Regions from separate parts of the Homo sapiens genome. Here region 2 is linked to region 1. A link is a contact called in ENCODE Hi-C or POLR2A ChIA-PET data. All regions are on one chromosome and are shown on one strand. Each heading gives the region's core, a stretch centred on a gene start or an enhancer-like site at or near the end of the contact. The rest is flanking DNA. Distances are from core to core; before and after follow the strand shown.

Region 1 (3,307 bases), core at 566-3,065:
TAGGAAAAGTTGCACATCCTATTCAAATGAAGTCCTCAACTCTGAAAAGGTGAAAAGCTCATTATTTTCATACCTCCTACTGTTAGCATTCGAAGTCGTTCCTTGAAAACTGCAAGATCTGAGAGGCAGAGTGGGGTATCATGGGTGAGCGCAGAAGGAAAAAGACAGGTGAGAGTTAGTTTAAAAAAGACCCAAACACCAAAACCCTACACCATTACCACAGTAACAGGTAGCACAGACACCATCACAGGGACACACACACACATCAAGGGAGAAGTGGGTGGGTTACATGGTCAGGGGGTCAATTTTATTAAACATGGAAATGATTCATAGAACAGCTGGAATAAGGTGAATCAGAAGGAGGGGAGGTTAGCACCCTGACGATGGAAAGCCATCAGGCAGCGTCATTTGAGAGCTCCTCATCTCCTTAGCTTCAAGAAGTGGCGGATAACAGCACTTTCCTGGGAAGTCACTACTTTGAGATGAAAATTGAGGAAAAGAAAATGAAAAAGCCTAATTTTTAGAGCAGATATTTCTCAGCACTAGATTCAGGTGGCAGACTACTCTAAACCGTAAGATTTTGAAGAATTCTAAAGAATGGAAGGATTCCTTGATCTCCCATTTCAAGAAGGCAAACTAGGAAAGAAGTGCTTGCTAGCTGAAAACAACCCAAGAGCCACAGCTGCATCTCCACAGCTGTACACTTCCTTCTACCTGTAAACTTTTCATCGGATTTCTACTATACATAACAGCTTTCTGAGCCACTGGTGAAATCAAGGCATTTATTTGGATACACAAAACATGCTCCTGACCCTTACTGTCTGGGCTTGTGGGCCTGGGGGATGGGGTCAGGAAGGTAGGCAGTAACACAGGCACACAGAGAAGCTGATGGTTGAGCACTCAGAGTGCTGTCACTGGGTATGCTCCCTGTACTGGGAGTGCAGAGAAAGGCCAGCAAGTGCTTCCTTTGAAGTCAGACTCAGACCCCAAGAAACAGGCCTGCTTCCTAGGGCTGTGACAGGGGCTAGTCTCCAGTCCTGGGCAAGCCACACTGTCTCCTTCCCCCAGGGAACAACAACCACTGAAGAACTCAGAGCCAAGTGGCTCTTAAGACAACAGAATATCTAAATGTCGATATTTTGCTTAAGGCAAGGATGAAGAATCTTAAATTTTCTCCTTCAATCTTCAAAACCAAGACATGAGACCATGTCAAGATGCCATAAGTGAGGTGTATGTTAGCTACCCTGGAGACTCCAGGTAAGGATCTACACAGGGGAGGGCCTCGAAAGGAACCTTAAATACTCATACCCATTTTTAAAAATCTAAAGGCAATGTGGTAAAATGTTTACATTCTTAGTACTGAGTATGTGAATGCTCTTTTATCTGTACTTTTTTATATTTTTAAAATAAAAGGCAAACAAAAGACACAAACCAAAGAAGAGGAGAGTTAAGAGAACAATAGAAGATATTCTGGTTGTCACAATTTACAGAAAGCACACAGATTTTCCAACACCTGAGTGCTTTGAAGCATTGTAAATTACTTCTTGAAGAGTGCAGGTGCTGTGAGGGAGGAGAGAGGGAGCGGATGGAGATTTGGCCACAGTACTTCCAAGTGAAGCACAGAAGCAGGAATGTGACGCTGGGAACTAGGGGACTCGGTTTACCAGTTTCTGGGTATCTCCAGTCAAAGAATCTTCTCAAATGTCAGATGTCTGCTTGGCCAGCTTCATTCTCCTTGAGGGTGACCATATCGCCCATGGCTTCAACCACCCTGGTTATGTTCTTAGCTTGGCCCCGCCCTCCCGAGTCACTTAGGAAACCTCGTCTCCAGCTCCTCGGTTATCTGTGGCACACAGCACGCTGCACATAGCAATCAATGCTTACTAAATGAACTGCTCTATATCACTCTGAAATTACAAAAGCTAATTAAACGTCAACTCTATTTTTAGCTTATTTTTCTCAGCCATCAAAGGAACAAACCGGAGAGCCCTGGAAGGTCAGGAGGATATGTGGAAACTTTGTCATGACTCGCTGTGCTGTTAATGACAGCAGGTTGTCAGAGAAAGGCAAGAACTAAGTAGTTGACATTTTGCCACATTTTTCAACTTTTAAATTGACTTTTTAACTATTTAACTCACGTTCATTTCCTAAAATGGTATTAGCAATTTGTAAACATCAATGGTAAATGGGAGAGAAGTTTCACACTTTCTTCCCATTTATTTATACAATTGGTTTTTAATTCTCTTTTAATTATGTTTAAATCTCACATTAAAGTACATCTCACGGAGCGTGGTGGCTCATGCCTATAATCCCAGCACTTTGGGAGACCAAAGCAGGTGGATCACTTGAGCTCAGGAGTTTGAGACCAGGCTGGACAACATGGTGAAACACCGTCTCTACTAAAAATACAAAAATTAACCAGGCATAGTGGCACATGCTTGTAATCCCAGTTATGTGGGAGGCTGAAGCAGGAGGATTGCTTGAACCTGGGAGGCAGAGGTTGCAGTGAGCTGAGATCCTGCCACTGCACTCCAGCCTGGGCAACAGAGCGAGACTCCGTCTCAAAAAAAAATAAAATAAAATAAAAATAAAAAAAAACAAATTTAATTAGGCCAGGCACAGTGGCTCACGCCTGTAATCCCAGCACTTTGTGAGGCCTAGGCAGGTGGATTACATGAGGTCAGGAGTTCGAGACCAGCCTGGCCAACATGGTAAAACCCTGTCTCTACTAAAAATACAAAAATTAGCCTGGTGTGGTGGCGCATGCCTGTAGTCTCAGCTACTCAGGAGGCTAAGGCAGGAGAATTGGTTGAATCTGGAAGGAGAGGTTGCAGTGAGTCGAGATCGTGCCACTGCATTCCAGCCTGGGCTACAGAAAGAGACTGTCTCAAAAAACAAAACAACAACAAAAAACCCAGTAAAGTACATCTCAATCATTTTTGTCACTGTGAAAAGTTATACTCAGAATTTATACCGAAACCACAGACAGTGGCATTTTTAAGTGGGAAACTAATTCGAATGCTACACTTGAAAGATAAAATTGGGCCAGGCGCAGTGGCTCACCTCTGTAATCCCAACACTTTGGGAGTCCGAGACGGGCGACTCACTTGAGGCCAGGAGTTCAAGGCCAGCCTGACCAACACAGTGAAACCCCTTCTCTACTAAAAATACAAAAATTAGCCGGGCATGGTGGTGCACATCTGTAATCCTGGCTACTTGAGAGGCTGAGGCACGAGAATCACTTGAACCTGGAGGTGGAGGTTGCAGTGAGCTGACATTGCACCACTGCACTCCAGCCTGGGCGACA
Region 2 (3,307 bases), core at 511-3,010, 39 kb before region 1:
GAGTCATGCTCTGTCACCAGGCTGGAGTGCAATGGCGCGATCTTGCCTCACTGCAACTTCCGCCTCCCGGGTTCAAGCGATTCTCCTGCCTCAGCCACCTGAGTAGCTGGGACTACAAGTGCGTGCCACCACGCCCAGCAAATTTTTGTATTTTTAGTAGACGGGGTTTCACCATGTTGGCCAGGATGGTCTCGATCTCTTGACCTCATGATCCACCTGCCTCAGTCTCCCAAAGTGCTGCAATTACAGGCATGAGCCACCACGCCCAGCCCACCACATTTTTTCTTAAGAACTGGTCCAGGCCAGGCGCAGTGGCTCATGCCTATAATCCCAGCACTTTGGGAGGCCAAGACAGGCAGATCACTTGAGGTCAGGAGTTCAAGACCAGCCTGGCCAACACGGGGAAACCCTGTTTCTACTAAAAATACAAAAATTAGCTAGGCGTGGTGGCTCGCACCTGTAATCCCAGGTACTTGGGACGCTGAGACATGAAAACTGCTTGAAGTAAGGAGGTGGAGGTTGCAGTGAGCTAAGATCATGCCACGGCACTCCAGCCTGGGTGACAGAGCTAGACTCCGTCTCAAAAAACAAAACAAAACAAAAAAAAAACTGGTTCACAAAGCTCTGTCTCCAGCATAGGCTACAGGCTATCAGGTTGTTCTGATCTGGGATCTGTCCTGTTCCCATGCTCAGATATAGCTCCTCACACCCACCCTCTCCCTCTCTAGGGCAGCTGCTTGGCCTTCCCACTCACAACCAACCAGCACTTACTATCCAGATTACAACAGGCCCCTTACCAAGCTGGATCCACCACCCACCTCTCAACCATGCACAATTTGTGAAATCTGAGAAAACCTACTGGGCTGCTACTACCTCAACCTGAAAACATCCCCTTCCCTTCCCCAAAACACTGTTTAAGGCCCACTTCCTTTATAAAGCATCTCAGTGGCCCAGATTCTCCAAAAAGTTATGCATTGAAATGCTGTAGTTGTAAATATTTCACATCCTCTCACGTGTATCCTCATAACTGGCAAAAGTGAGAACTGGCCCTGTGGCCCACCTTTTCTAGTCATCGCCAGCCCTGGAAAGGCGCACTGGGATAGAGCCGCAGGGACGTACCTCATACTCAGGCTGGTTGACCACACCCTGCGACACCAGCAGCTCAGCGTACTTCTGTAACACAGGCTTCTGCTTGCGGATCTGCTTGTACATGAGCGGCTGCGTGAACATGGGCTCATCCATCTCGTTGTGGCCGTTGCGCCGGTAACACACCTGCTCAGAGCAGTGAGAGGATGTCAGAGACAAGGGCTGGCCCCTTGGGAAGAAGTGCTGTTCAGGCACCTGCCCCATCTCTCCTAGGTGATGGCCACGTTCTTCATTCCTCATGCCTGCCCTGGAGTTTACCTTCTCTAGAATTAGGATTCTGTGTATCTCTCCTTCACACAGTAGAGCTGCTCTGTCAATGAGGAGTGGCCCTCCTCACCACCACAGCTCCTGCCTGGGAAGCATTCCTTGGTGCTTACAGGCCTGAACTATTTGGAGCTCAAAGGAACCAGCATGAGGCCTGGCAGTAGAGAGCCCTGAGGTGACTCATCTAGACAAGCTCCTCTCCTTGGGACACAGGGGTGCCGAGGGCAAGAGGGGTGGGTCAGATGCTCTGCCCAGGACGTGCTGTCCCCAGAGTCACTCACCAAATCGACAACCACGTCCTTGTGGAAGGTGCTCCTCCACTCGGCCGCCACTTTGCACACGTACATGACAGCCTCGGGGTCATCTGAGTTCACGTGGAAAATGGGGGCATTCACCACTCGGGCCACGTCAGTGGGGTAGGGGGAGGAGCGGGCCATCCGAGGGTCGGTGGTGAAGCCGATCTGCAAGGAACATGTAGCCTAGCAAGAGGGCACCTGGCACAGCCGGCACAGGGACCAGAGGGCGGGGCTGAGGCCGGGCATGGCATGCACTTGCCATCTGGCTACTCTGAGTACGTACCCCAAAATGGCTGTTTACACTTTTTCTTTTCCTTTGTTTTTTCCTATTCTGATAACAAAATCCATATATATTTAACATAGAGAATTTAAAAGACATAGTATGAAAAGTTAAATTAAGTTACCTATAATTCCACAGGCTATGGGGTAAATATTCTGATGTTTTCCTTTCCAGATTATTTTCTTTGTATGCATATATATGTAAATAAATACTTAAATTTGGGATCTTATTATTTCTATTATTTTGATTAATTCTTTTTATTTTTTGTAGAGATAGGGTCTCACCATGTTGCCCAGGCTGGCCTCAAACTCCTGGGCCTAAGTAATCCTCCTGTCTCGGCTTCCCGAAGTGTTATTATAGGAGTGAGGCACTGTGCCCAGCCTAAGAATTTTTTTTTTTTTTTGAGACGAAGTCTCACTCTGTTGCCCAAGCAGAGTGCAATGGCGTGATCTCAGCTCACTGCAACTTCCACCTCCCGGGTTCAAGCGATTATCCTGCCTTAGCCTCCCCAGTAGCTGGGAATACAGGCACGCACCACCATGCCTGGCTAATTTTTGTTATTTTTAGTAGAGACGGGGTTTCACTATGTTAGCCAGGCTGATTTTGAACTCCTGACCTTGTGATCCACCTGCCTCAGCCTCCCAAAGTGCTGGGATTACAGGAGTGAGCCACCACGCCCAGCAAGAATTTTTTTTTTTTTTTTAAAGAGAGAGTCATGGTCTGTCAACCAGACTGGAGTGCAGTGGTGCAATCGTAGCTCACCTCTCATGCCAGCCTTCTGTGTAGCTGGTGTTATAGGTGTGCACCACCAGGCCCAGCTAATTTTTAAATTTTTTTTGTAGAGATGGGGTCTTGCCATGTTGCCCGGGCTGGTCTTGAACTTTGGGGCTCAAGTGATCCTTCTGCCTCGGCCTCCCAAAATGCTGGGATTACAGGTGTGAGCCACAGTACCCAGCCAGAAAAGAAAATTTAAAGGCTTCATAACATTCCCTACCAGTTAGATGTACCAAAATTTAATGATATATTCATAATTTTATGGTTTGCATTTAAATTTTTATCTTATGATATATTTCAAACACAAAGCATGATAATACCACACTGCTCATCCTTAACGCCTTCACCTAACATGAACAAATCCCAACGGTTTCGCCATATTTGTTAGTGGACCAAAATGTTTCTGTCACAGAGGCTCAAGCCCGCAGGCCTCCTTACCCTTAAATCAGAGGAGGACACTGCCACAAGTTGCTATTTGTACTTCATATGTCCGTAAACAGTATATAGTATCTTCTGAGGCTTGTTGGTAACTTTGCAGTTTGCCTTT

Evidence for each region. A loop is a pair of places that touch in the nucleus more often than their neighbours do. ChIA-PET counts read pairs that join two places held with the same protein, here RNA polymerase II (POLR2A). Pooled maps may share reads with other maps.
Region 2: a map of heart left ventricle shows a loop between it and region 1 (6-fold over the local background). The contact joins two enhancer-like sites. A Hi-C loop is called at or near these places in 4 of 168 maps with a recorded cell type or tissue (cardiac septum, heart left ventricle and psoas muscle) and 5 of 50 pooled maps. POLR2A ChIA-PET finds 5 or more read pairs at or near these places in 9 of 52 experiments (A549, B cell, GM12878 and 6 more).

The regions. Positions count from the first base shown.
Region 1 is chr7:44,653,129-44,656,435 of GRCh38, reverse strand. All of the region lies in intron 4 of OGDH (oxoglutarate dehydrogenase), which reads right to left. Among named protein-coding and RNA genes, the nearest start is that of OGDH, 48 kb to the right of the region's middle. Within about 2 kb of position 1,815, at least 4 of the 41 ENCODE cell types and tissues checked have a DNase peak (open chromatin) inside an H3K27ac peak, as active enhancers do; they include heart left ventricle and psoas muscle, where a contact is called at or near this core.
Region 2 is chr7:44,692,389-44,695,695 of GRCh38, reverse strand. OGDH (oxoglutarate dehydrogenase) reads right to left here. Exons shown (of 23, transcript NM_002541.4): 11 at 1,692-1,871; 12 at 1,120-1,272. Among named protein-coding and RNA genes, the nearest start is that of ZMIZ2, 55 kb to the left of the region's middle. Within about 2 kb of position 1,760, at least 6 of the 41 ENCODE cell types and tissues checked have a DNase peak (open chromatin) inside an H3K27ac peak, as active enhancers do; they include heart left ventricle and psoas muscle, where a contact is called at or near this core.